Regions from separate parts of the Homo sapiens genome. Here region 2 is linked to region 1. Evidence: read pairs that join two places in POLR2A ChIA-PET (ENCODE). Cell type or tissue: PC-3. All regions are shown on one strand.

The links. Peaks named below come from ENCODE experiments on the same cell type or tissue, not always from the same donor. Only the 100,000 strongest peaks of a DNase experiment are listed, where the experiment ranks them.
Region 2: POLR2A ChIA-PET joins it to region 1 with 5 read pairs; 2 of 35 experiments call an interaction of 5 or more read pairs at or near these places.

The regions. Positions count from the first base shown.
Region 1 is chr4:71,381,028-71,386,027 of GRCh38, reverse strand. All of the region lies in intron 6 of SLC4A4 (solute carrier family 4 member 4), which reads right to left. Among named protein-coding and RNA genes, the nearest start is that of SLC4A4, 200 kb to the right of the region's middle. In PC-3, no CTCF peak of the experiment used is centred here; a DNase peak (open chromatin) is centred at 2,647; H3K27ac peaks cover 1,199 bases.
Region 2 is chr4:71,252,535-71,257,534 of GRCh38, reverse strand. It overlaps SLC4A4 (solute carrier family 4 member 4), which reads right to left. Exons shown (of 26, transcript NM_001098484.3): 3 at 2,136-2,315. Among named protein-coding and RNA genes, the nearest start is that of SLC4A4, 68 kb to the right of the region's middle. In PC-3, no CTCF peak of the experiment used is centred here; no DNase peak of the experiment used is centred here.

The sequences.
Region 1 (5,000 bases):
GCCAAAAAAAAAAACTCCAAAAAATTTTAACCTTAATTTGTCCTTTTATACAAAGTTACTGACAGTGTGATAAGCAAAATGAGGGAATTAACTAAGAAAAAAAGAGATATATGGTCTCCAACGCAGGATGACAATGAAAGTCAATGCCAGAATGTCCACTGTGCAGTGATGTGGAAAGCAATCAGTCTCGTAAAGCAGGAGGGCAACATAGGGAAGAGAGGAGCTAACAGGAGGGGCGAATCTGCAAGGAGATATCAAGGGATTCCATAGGTGTATCAGTATCCTTGAGATATTGAAAGAGCTTAGGAATGTAGTAACAATAGGCAATTTTTAAAATGCAATCTAAAACTCCATATTTAAGAAAAACTACCCAAAAGAAAATGTACTTACAGTTCATTACACAGCTTTAGGGTAAACCATATTCATATAGTCATAATGATATAAATTCTATTCATGTATTTCTAACATTAGAACAAACTGATAGAGAAAGCACAAAATTTATAGATAAGAGACAAGAATATAAATCTAAAGGCTGGGCGTGATGGCTCACGCTTATAATCCCAGCACTTTCGGAGGCTGAGGTGGGCGGATTGCCTGAGGTCAGTAGTTCGAGAGCAGCCTGATCAACATGGAGAAACCCCGTCTCTATTAAAAATACAAAATTAGCCGGGTCGGATGGTGCATGCCTGTAATCCCAGGTACTCAGGAGGCTGAGGCAGGAGAATCACTTGAACCTGGGAGGCAGAGGTTGTGGTGAGCCGAGATCATGCCACTGCACTCCAGCCTGGGCAACAAGAGTGAAACTCTGTCTCAAAAAAAAAAAAAAAAAAAAAAAATATATATATATATATATATAAATCTAACCTATATTGACAATAAAAAGTACAAGCACCAATGACAGAAGTCTAGAAGGGAAGCAGCAAAAAGAGGGGCAGCAAAGAGTAGGGATGCTAACATTCTTTTTTTAGTTTTTCTTTTCTACTTTTTAAATTTTTTATTATTATACTTTTAAGTTCTGGGGTACATGTGCAGAACGTGCAGTTTTGTTACATAGGTATACACGTGCCATGGTGGTTTGCTGCACCCATCAAACTGTCACCTACATTAGGTATTTCTCCTAATGCTATCCCTCCCCTAACCCCCTACTCCCCAACAGGTCCCTGTGTGTGATGCTCCTACATCCTTTTTTCACAAGGTAAGAAGTCAAAAGACCCTGTCAATATTTGCTACAAAAATAGGTTTTTGTAGCAAATTATAAAAAATAGAGACATAGGTTTACTACTTAAAATTACAAATGCAATTAATAATGGATTAGAAATAATAATACAAATGTATTTGAAGGAAAAAGGTGTACAAATGAGGTAATTTTTTTTTTTTTTTTTTTTGGTGGGAGGGACGGAGTCTTGCTGTGCCGCCCAGGCTTGAGTGCAATGGCGTGATCTGGCCTCACTGCAACCTCCTGGGTTCAAGCCCCCTCCTCACTGCTCTAGATTTACAGCTCACAAAACATGACTTGGGAAAAGGCCATTCAATTGGCTTCCTCATGCAGTAAACTCCTCAGGTCTTGCTGACTGCACATTCATTTAAGTGATACACTCTTAGCAATCAATGACTATAGGACACCCACAACTCTAGCAGTAGCCTCCAGAAAAGAAGAGCACAAACACCTCTGGACCCATAATGCCTCTTTCACCCAAGTGACCCTGAAGACACTGTAGACCAAAGTGCTGTAAGTCTGAGAAAGAAGAGAGGTAGGGTACAACCTGTCCCATTGTGCACTTGCTCATATACTCATTTTCTCCCCCTTGGAGAGATTAATTACGCAATTCAGCTAAAGTGCCATCTAGGGTCCAAATGATGTGATAGCTTCAGGACCTCAAGTGATCCTAGAGTTACTCTGGAAAATTCTGTTCAGAGCTATGACAGCCACAGGATTTCCTTCTTATTGAAAAGCCCAAGCTGAACTGAGATGCTTGCAGCTCTTGGTTGATACTGTGCTACTCCTAAATTACATCAAGTTATCTAGTTCTAAGAAGTCTCATTGGTGAAGATATTTGGCTCTGCAACACAGACCTGCCTAACATTACCTGCTACAGGCATTATTTTTCTGACTGGAAGGCGACAGAGCGGGGGCAGTAGAGGAGAAGACAGCATGGTGGCTCACACGTCTCCTTTCTGGATGGGCCTAATGGATCCATAAAGACATATATAAAAAGAATTATGCCAATATGTTATTAATATCATGAAAAAAGACAAAATAAGAAAAGGTAGTAAAATGGAAATAAAAATATCTTATCAGGATGTCATAAGGATTAAGCAAGCAAACACATGTGGAAGTGTCTTGCTCAGCTGTTCAATAGATGTTAGTTTTCCTCTCTTTCCCTTTGCCCTGTAATCATGTGCATAAATCCCTCTGAACTCAAGATCCTTACGAAACAGTAAACTACATTTGCCATGGTGCGATCCCATATACTCACCATTTGTAATTTTCTAGTCTAAGAAAATGAGTTCAGAGAACTGAGAGGTTGCAGTTCTAATTCATATCCTGAGGTGGGGGTTGAAATCTTGAGCTGACTTAAGAAATAAGGAGTGAGACCTAAATGTAGTTGTTATTCATCATACAGAGGGTATGTGATGACTTTAGGCAAACCAATACAAGAGCTTCTAGGAAAAATGTTAGATGTCTCACTTACTGCATAGGTCATTAGTAATTATTTACTTAAGAAATCAATGCAGTAAGTACCTCGCTTACTTATGTATATACATCACGGATATAGAAAGTTCTTTAATGGTAATTTCTAATGTTCTCTTGAGGAAAGTATGGTCTTAGCTCATTCTAGTATCTGTCATTCTGATTTGAAGGCAATATATACTTTCCTATATTTACTACTAAAGCAGTGTGGAGAATGAATTCGGTAGGAAAAAAAGAGCAAGTGGTAAAATATATGAATCACCATGCAAAAAAAGCTGTGGGAATGCTTCACTGGGCCTAGTTATACTAGTTAAAGATTGCTTAAGCCAGTGGGCAAAGGTGCATTTAAAAAAATCCATTTTCTGCTGAACCAAGGTAAAGAGAAAAGCAAAGAATGAGAAAGAAATTCATATCAGAATCAGTATCAAAACTTTGGCTTCAGAAATTCCCCCAGTACAGCACTACTAGAACTTTCCCACAGTTGTACATTATCTCTGGACCAGGAACACAACACAGTGGAACAATGAGTTTAGATACCCCACAAGGTGGGTTCTCTGGAGACTGGGTATGTTGTAGATGTGGCTCATAGAATCACAGAGTTAAAGGGCAACTGGAACTCATCTAACCAACTTCTCATCCAAGCAGTTTCCCTCCTATAACATTATACATAGCCAGTCTCCTAATATCCATTTACATACTTTGAGTGACAGGAAGCCTGCCACTTAATGAAGTGATCCATTTCATTTTAATAAAGCTCATTTTTATGTGGTAAACTGTTTCAATATCCCAGGTAAGCAGTAGCATTTGCACAGACCAAGAAAAAGCGTGAGGATTGTGTTCAGAGTGCCAACCCAAGTACACAGATGCTCAGAAAAAGCTAGTTTTCACTTAAATATGTATAGCTTCTATTAGTCACCTTAGAAATAATGTATGTCTTCATATGTTCCCAGGCTTAGCTTAGAATGTTCATGACAAGGCCCTCATTGGTCCCTGCAGTCCTCATCCCTCCCAATAAAACTAGTGTACAAAGGTCCTTTGAAGAAAAAACCCTGCTTCCTCATATAAGAGGACTATATCCTCACCAACAGGCCTTCGCCAGCCTGAAACTGGGAAAACTAAAACTTCGATCACATCATTGATTTTTTTTTTTTGGAAAATCAATGAACTATAAAAATTACATTCACTCCTTAACCAAAAACATCAGGAGTCTCAATAAAATATCTTCTTCACTAAAATGATCACCCAAAGTCTACTTTCCTCTAAATATTTGTATTGAGGGAGCTCTCATGAACTAACTAAGCTGCCTTTTCTCCAGTTCCTTTAATCAACACTCCTATGGCCATGTCTAGATCTCTCACTACCTAACGACCTCCTCGACGGTCTCTACGTTCTCATTCTCCTCCTTCAGATGTGAACCACTCTCTCTACAAGCACTTCTCACTTTGTTCAGGATAAGCTCCACTTTATCCAGTAAACTAGTCCAGTTATCATAAACATCACTTGTTCCTTGGTTAAAAACAAACAAACAAACAAAAACAGTCTAGTGAGCCAAGATCACACCACCTCACTCCAGCCTGGGTGACACAGCGAGACGTGTCTCCAAAAAAAAAGGTCTAACTGGTAGCTCTCTAAGATAGGGACTGTGTCTGCCTTAATCATTGTAAATTCCCAGCACCTAGCTGAGTAGTGAGCAAAGAATAGTACTCAAAAATATTTAAATGAATGAATGAATTGATGATCTGAATGAATTAGTATACTCCCCAAAACTCTACCCCTATAACTGGGTATGATAAAATTATCGCCACTAAAGGGAGAAGGAATCTTCCCAATCTGAGGTTACGATAATCACTGTTACTGAAGACAACAGTCACAGCTCTCTTGGTCATTATTATAATAATAACAAATATAACCTGAGCCACTATCTGGGTAAGAGGAAGTGCCACTTTCTTACAGGCTCTAGACACTTCCCTAGAAACTCAGACAAAAATTATTCAAAGGTGCTCTCAGGAAAATGGAGAAATAATTCAACCTTGAAACCTACAGCAATTCCCAAAATCAAGACCCTAGCTTAAATGTGTGCTAGAAGAATCGATTTTTAAAGCAAGACATTTACAGATGGAAAAGCTTGTCATTATAGTTGAATTGATCCTGTTCTTCATCCTCGAAAAGGATGCTGAATCTCTGCTACATTCACCTAGTAAGACTGCACTTCGATTTGTAACCATGGTTACTGCTTGCATCACAGTGAATGGCTCTTTCTGAGGCAAAAGCTGATCACAGCCCATAATAGTAAGTGTGCTCCAGCTGT
Region 2 (5,000 bases), 130 kb after region 1:
GTCTTTCTATATCTAGGTGCAAAAACTCTGACTTTTAAACAGAACTGTACCAAATAATTAACTACCAATCCATCAAAGCAGCTGAGGATATACAGCAATTTCTAAGAGAATCTTCATGTCAAATTGGATAACTCATATCAAATATGCCAAAGGCATATTAGTGTATAACATTGATCAGCAGGAACAAAACGGTAAAATGCATACTTATAAATAATTTTTTTATGATCACTGAACAATTTAGTCCTTAACAACTGTCTCTCCATAGGATCCCTTCAGAAAACCAGTATACAACATAATGCAGTATTCCCCCAGGAAGAAACCTCTGAGGGGAAAGAGAATGGATTGCCTTGTTTATTTTAAATGCTGTATTCAAACTGGTCCCCAAATGCCACAGAATGCAACAGTATTCTATGGTTGATACACATGCGGTCTCAGCATCTTCCTGATCTGTTCATTCCTTATGACCTATCTGAGTGCTGCTGGCACTGTTTCCACTGCCCTTCTCAAAAGCTGATATATAATTTTAATCTCAAAATTCCTGGGCCTATTTGTCTAGGTGAGCACCTCTTTACTTTTTAACATTAATAGTGATGATGCACTCTTGTTCTAATCTGAAGAATGAAAGACAAGTTATAAAAGACACAGAGAGGAGAGAAAGAGAGAGAGTAGACAATCACATGCACAATGGACAGAACACTTGACACTGGCTCAGGCCTTGACAGATGGATACAGAGTAAATCAAGATAAATGGTAGTCATTTATTTGGAAAAGAATGTTATCTTTTGTTCCTCCAGACTATTAACTGTGCCATGTTTATGTGCATTTTAAGGCCTTTTCTCAAAACAGACTCCACTACCTTAATCGATATGTAAAGGATCCCTTTCAGACAGACCTTCCCCCAGTACTTCAGTGAAAAGTACATAACTTGAGTCTCCTGCCTTCTGGTCCTTCTAAGTCTTAAATTTATTTCAATGCTTTTAATTTAGATTTCATGATCCATCTCAAGCTCCCCTCCAAGCTTCTGTCTTTAATTCGATGGTCCACCTGTATTTCTCCTCTTAGCACCGCACTTCTCTAGCTTCCTAAGCCACCTGCTCAGTTCCAACGGTGAGACTATAAAAAATTCACATCACTATGCCTCACACCCTCTTTAATTTAACTCTGTAAATTCACTTTTCAACACCCTTGAGCTGTTCATTCTAATTTGGCCTGTCATCAACTGCAATGACTGAACCCGATCTTTATCTGTGCCATCCATAATGCATTTTATTGCAGGGTCCATATTTCTGCAACTGTAGCAAAGACATGAAGAATGTACAGAGCTCTGCCAACATGAAAAGCTGTCACTGTGTAACTCCTGTTGGGGAATCTTCCAAAATTGGCATGTGTTTCTACTGCACATATTCATTCTCAGTTCAGCCACAATATTTGGCCCATGTAGCCAAATATTCTCCACATTAAAGAAACAAAAAGCAACATAAACATACATCTAAACACACAGCCTATCCTATCACTTGAATTCAAGGGTGTTCTTTGACCTCCTGCTATTCTGCTCTTAGTAACACTTTTATCCAGTGTATGACATCTAATACATTCAACATCTTAACAACTGTGTCACTCTACAGATCTCTCTTACAGGATGATTTTCCACAATTCCTATTTAAATCACTGACCTGACTCATAACCTGGTTTTATGTCACCTGTAATGCTGACATTTGGTAAGATATGTAAATATATAGACATACACTCTCATCTTCACCTGCTGTCTCAACAGAACCTATTTCTAAGCATAAACCATGCAAAAAATTCTTTAAGAGTCTTCCAGTTACTGTTTATTGCTGTAGTTAAATACCATCTGCAATACTACCCTATTACACATAAAAATGTAGAATACACAGCTATGCCTAAACTTAGTCAGGCCTTTTCTGATCAACTCAGAATCTTACCAGATGACCTCCTAGATTAACCTGCTGGTACAAGCAAAGCATCTCCACAGACATTATCCTTTAGAACAGATTCTAAACATCTCAGTATTACAGTGTCCCTCCCCTTTAGCCACAAGATTCAAAAAGGTGTCCTTCTCAAAGATGTGGGAGTGAGGCAGAGAGAGGCACCAACGCTCAGAGAGTACTCACTGAGAGGTTTTAGGATGCTGCTGCTGGATTCATCAGCATTTTCAATATCTGATTTGTCAGAGTAGTTCTCAGAGATTCTCTCCTTTTCCTTCTTTTCTTTGTGCCCTGTCTTTCTCTTGTGACGTCTCCTTCTCCTGTAACTCTTCGGCACATGGACTCCGATGTAAATGGTATGGTGGCCTAAGGAAGGTACACAAATCACCAGTCAGTTCAAACCACATTCTCTACTGCAGACAAATTGCACAAGATACACAGATCAGAAGAAAATGTCTATAAATTCAACGTTACCATTCTATATTTGGCAAACTCTAGAAAAATAAAATTTCCTCCCAATTTTCAATTAGCTTCAGTATAATTCAAGCTAGTGGCTGACACTAGGACTCTGTGAGAGTGTACTCTAATTCTGTCCAGATAGACTACTTTTGTTTAGGAAAACCAAGGAATATCAAACTGGAAATCAGGAATCCTTCATGTTTGTCATACTCTGCCATCAATTAGTTGTCTGACCTTAAGCATGTATCTCTTAACCACTCTGGGCCTCTCATCATTTCTAGAAGGAGAGACTTAAACTGGGTAATCCCTAGAGGGCCCTCCAGTTTCAGCCTTACATGAGTCTATGATTATACTGGGTAGGGTTAGTGCCTGCTGGAAAAGGAGCTGCTGGCGCTGCAAAAATAAAGATTTATCAAAGTTCAAAAAGTCATTTTGCTGGGGGTAAGGCTTTACATTAAAACTTTTTTTTTTTTTTACCTAATCAGCAAAATAGAGACTTAGAACTGGGACAAACTGAGAAAAATAAGACATACTTGGAGAAAAGATTTTAGAAATACTCAAACGTTCACACTAGGAAACAGCTAAAATGAATGTCAGCTACAGTGCCATTCTCATTTTTCTTTTTTCATTTCCAAAAGTTTCTAAAAACTGGTTGTTGCAATGATAAAAATAAACCGAGCCCAGCAAAAATTGCCTTGAAGAGAAGGGCATGAGGAAAAAAGATTGTGAAATGCTTTCAGCTCTCTAGATGGAAGGAGCTGCAAAACTGACAAGTGGTATTATTTTTACAAAATCTAATAAGACAAAAAAGAAAGAAACTCAAAGTTCCACATCATTTTTTAAATTGAAAAACTTCTACTTTCACTTTAAATACAGCATAACTTCTGTATTTTAGGAACTACCATTTGAGAAATAATGTGAACATTTTTGTCTGAACTGCAAATTAGATTAGATTTTCTCATCTATGGGTTTTATTTCCCATTTCCGGAATTATTCCTTGATGACAACTTTGCAATGCCACAGCCAATATCACGTACCTACATGCAAATACATGTACATACAGTATGTATGATACAAACTGTCATGAACTACTTTCCACAGTAACCTACGGGGTATATCTAAAAACACCATAATTGGCAGGGGTGTTTCCTTAAATTGGCAGGCTTCAAAGAATTATATGCTCCTTCAGGAAAGATATTCCAGCTAAGCAATGCAGAACCTAAGTGAATGGGTTAGTATTCAAAAGAAGACATCAGATGCTTGAATGAAGTTGGAGGCATCTTTACATAAAGCAGGACCTCCTTCCCAACACACACGCAGCAACTCAGCTACTACAAAACACAGTGAAATTCTCCCCACAGAATGTGTGCCAGTGAGAAGTGTATCTATCATGTGTAACCATTTGCAAGCAAATGGTTCTCATGGGAAAGCTATATTATACTAGGAAGTAGGAAATGTCTCAGAAACAATGTGAATTAAGAAACAGTGTCAATTGTTTCCTGTGCTCCAGTTACTGAGGGAGTCCTGAAGTTTTATCTCAAGTCTTAACAATGTAAGTGAGCAAAGCCAACCAATTGCTTCAATAAATCAAACACGAAATGCTTGGTTGTTTTCAAGAAAACACACACAAATTAAGAGGTTGAAAAATTTTTTTAAACCTATCACATTAAATATTTTCTATTCACCTTATTAAATATGGCGGCTAAGCAAAAAATGGTAATTAAGCTATATTGCCATATGATGTTATATAGAAAGGTTTTTTAAATTATATTTACCCAAATCTGCATAGTACATTTGATCAAATCATTTAATAGACAGTCTATATGGGTGGATAAGATGCTAAGGTAAGATTACTGGCTAGGAAGTGTCATCATGGTCAATCTAATGAAAGAGTTAGGCCAGTTCAGAGAGTGAGCCATCAAACCCTGGAGAGAAATGCACTTGACTTTTTGGAACCTACTTTGAGTTGTCATTATCACATAAGTGGTGCCATTTTGTTCACATCGTGATGATAGGCATCCTCTCAGCAACAGATTCTGTCTATCCCCATTTCCTCCAACTCCTCCTTCTTGGTTTTCCCTGTGCACTTCCACACAGGTGTGGGAGCGTTCAGAATTGACACTGCACTGTGAAGTGCTATGGTGCCCAGAGGTCAAGCAGAAATGTTGTTCCTCTCAAGACATGCCAAATTTTAGGCATTTTAAAATCACCTTTACTGGGGTGTAATTTATAAACAATAAAATCCACTCATTTTAATGATACAGTCAATGATTTTAGTATATTTACAGAGTTGTGCAACGATCATCATAATCCAATTTTAGAACATTTCCACCAATCCAAAAAGATCCCTCATATCCATTTGCAGTCACTCTCTGTTCCCACTCCTGTCTAATGCAACCACTCTTGACCACGTTTTAAAACTCTTAGTGATGGCCTCTGCGAAGCTACCATTCTCTAGTACTCATATGGCAATGAACTTTTTGTAGACATCCTTACAGCACAATAAAATACAATATTCCCTGGATGAGGAAGATATTGCCTTCCAACAACTGCCAGAGGAAATCAAGCCACTGAGCTGAGCAATTCAAAACT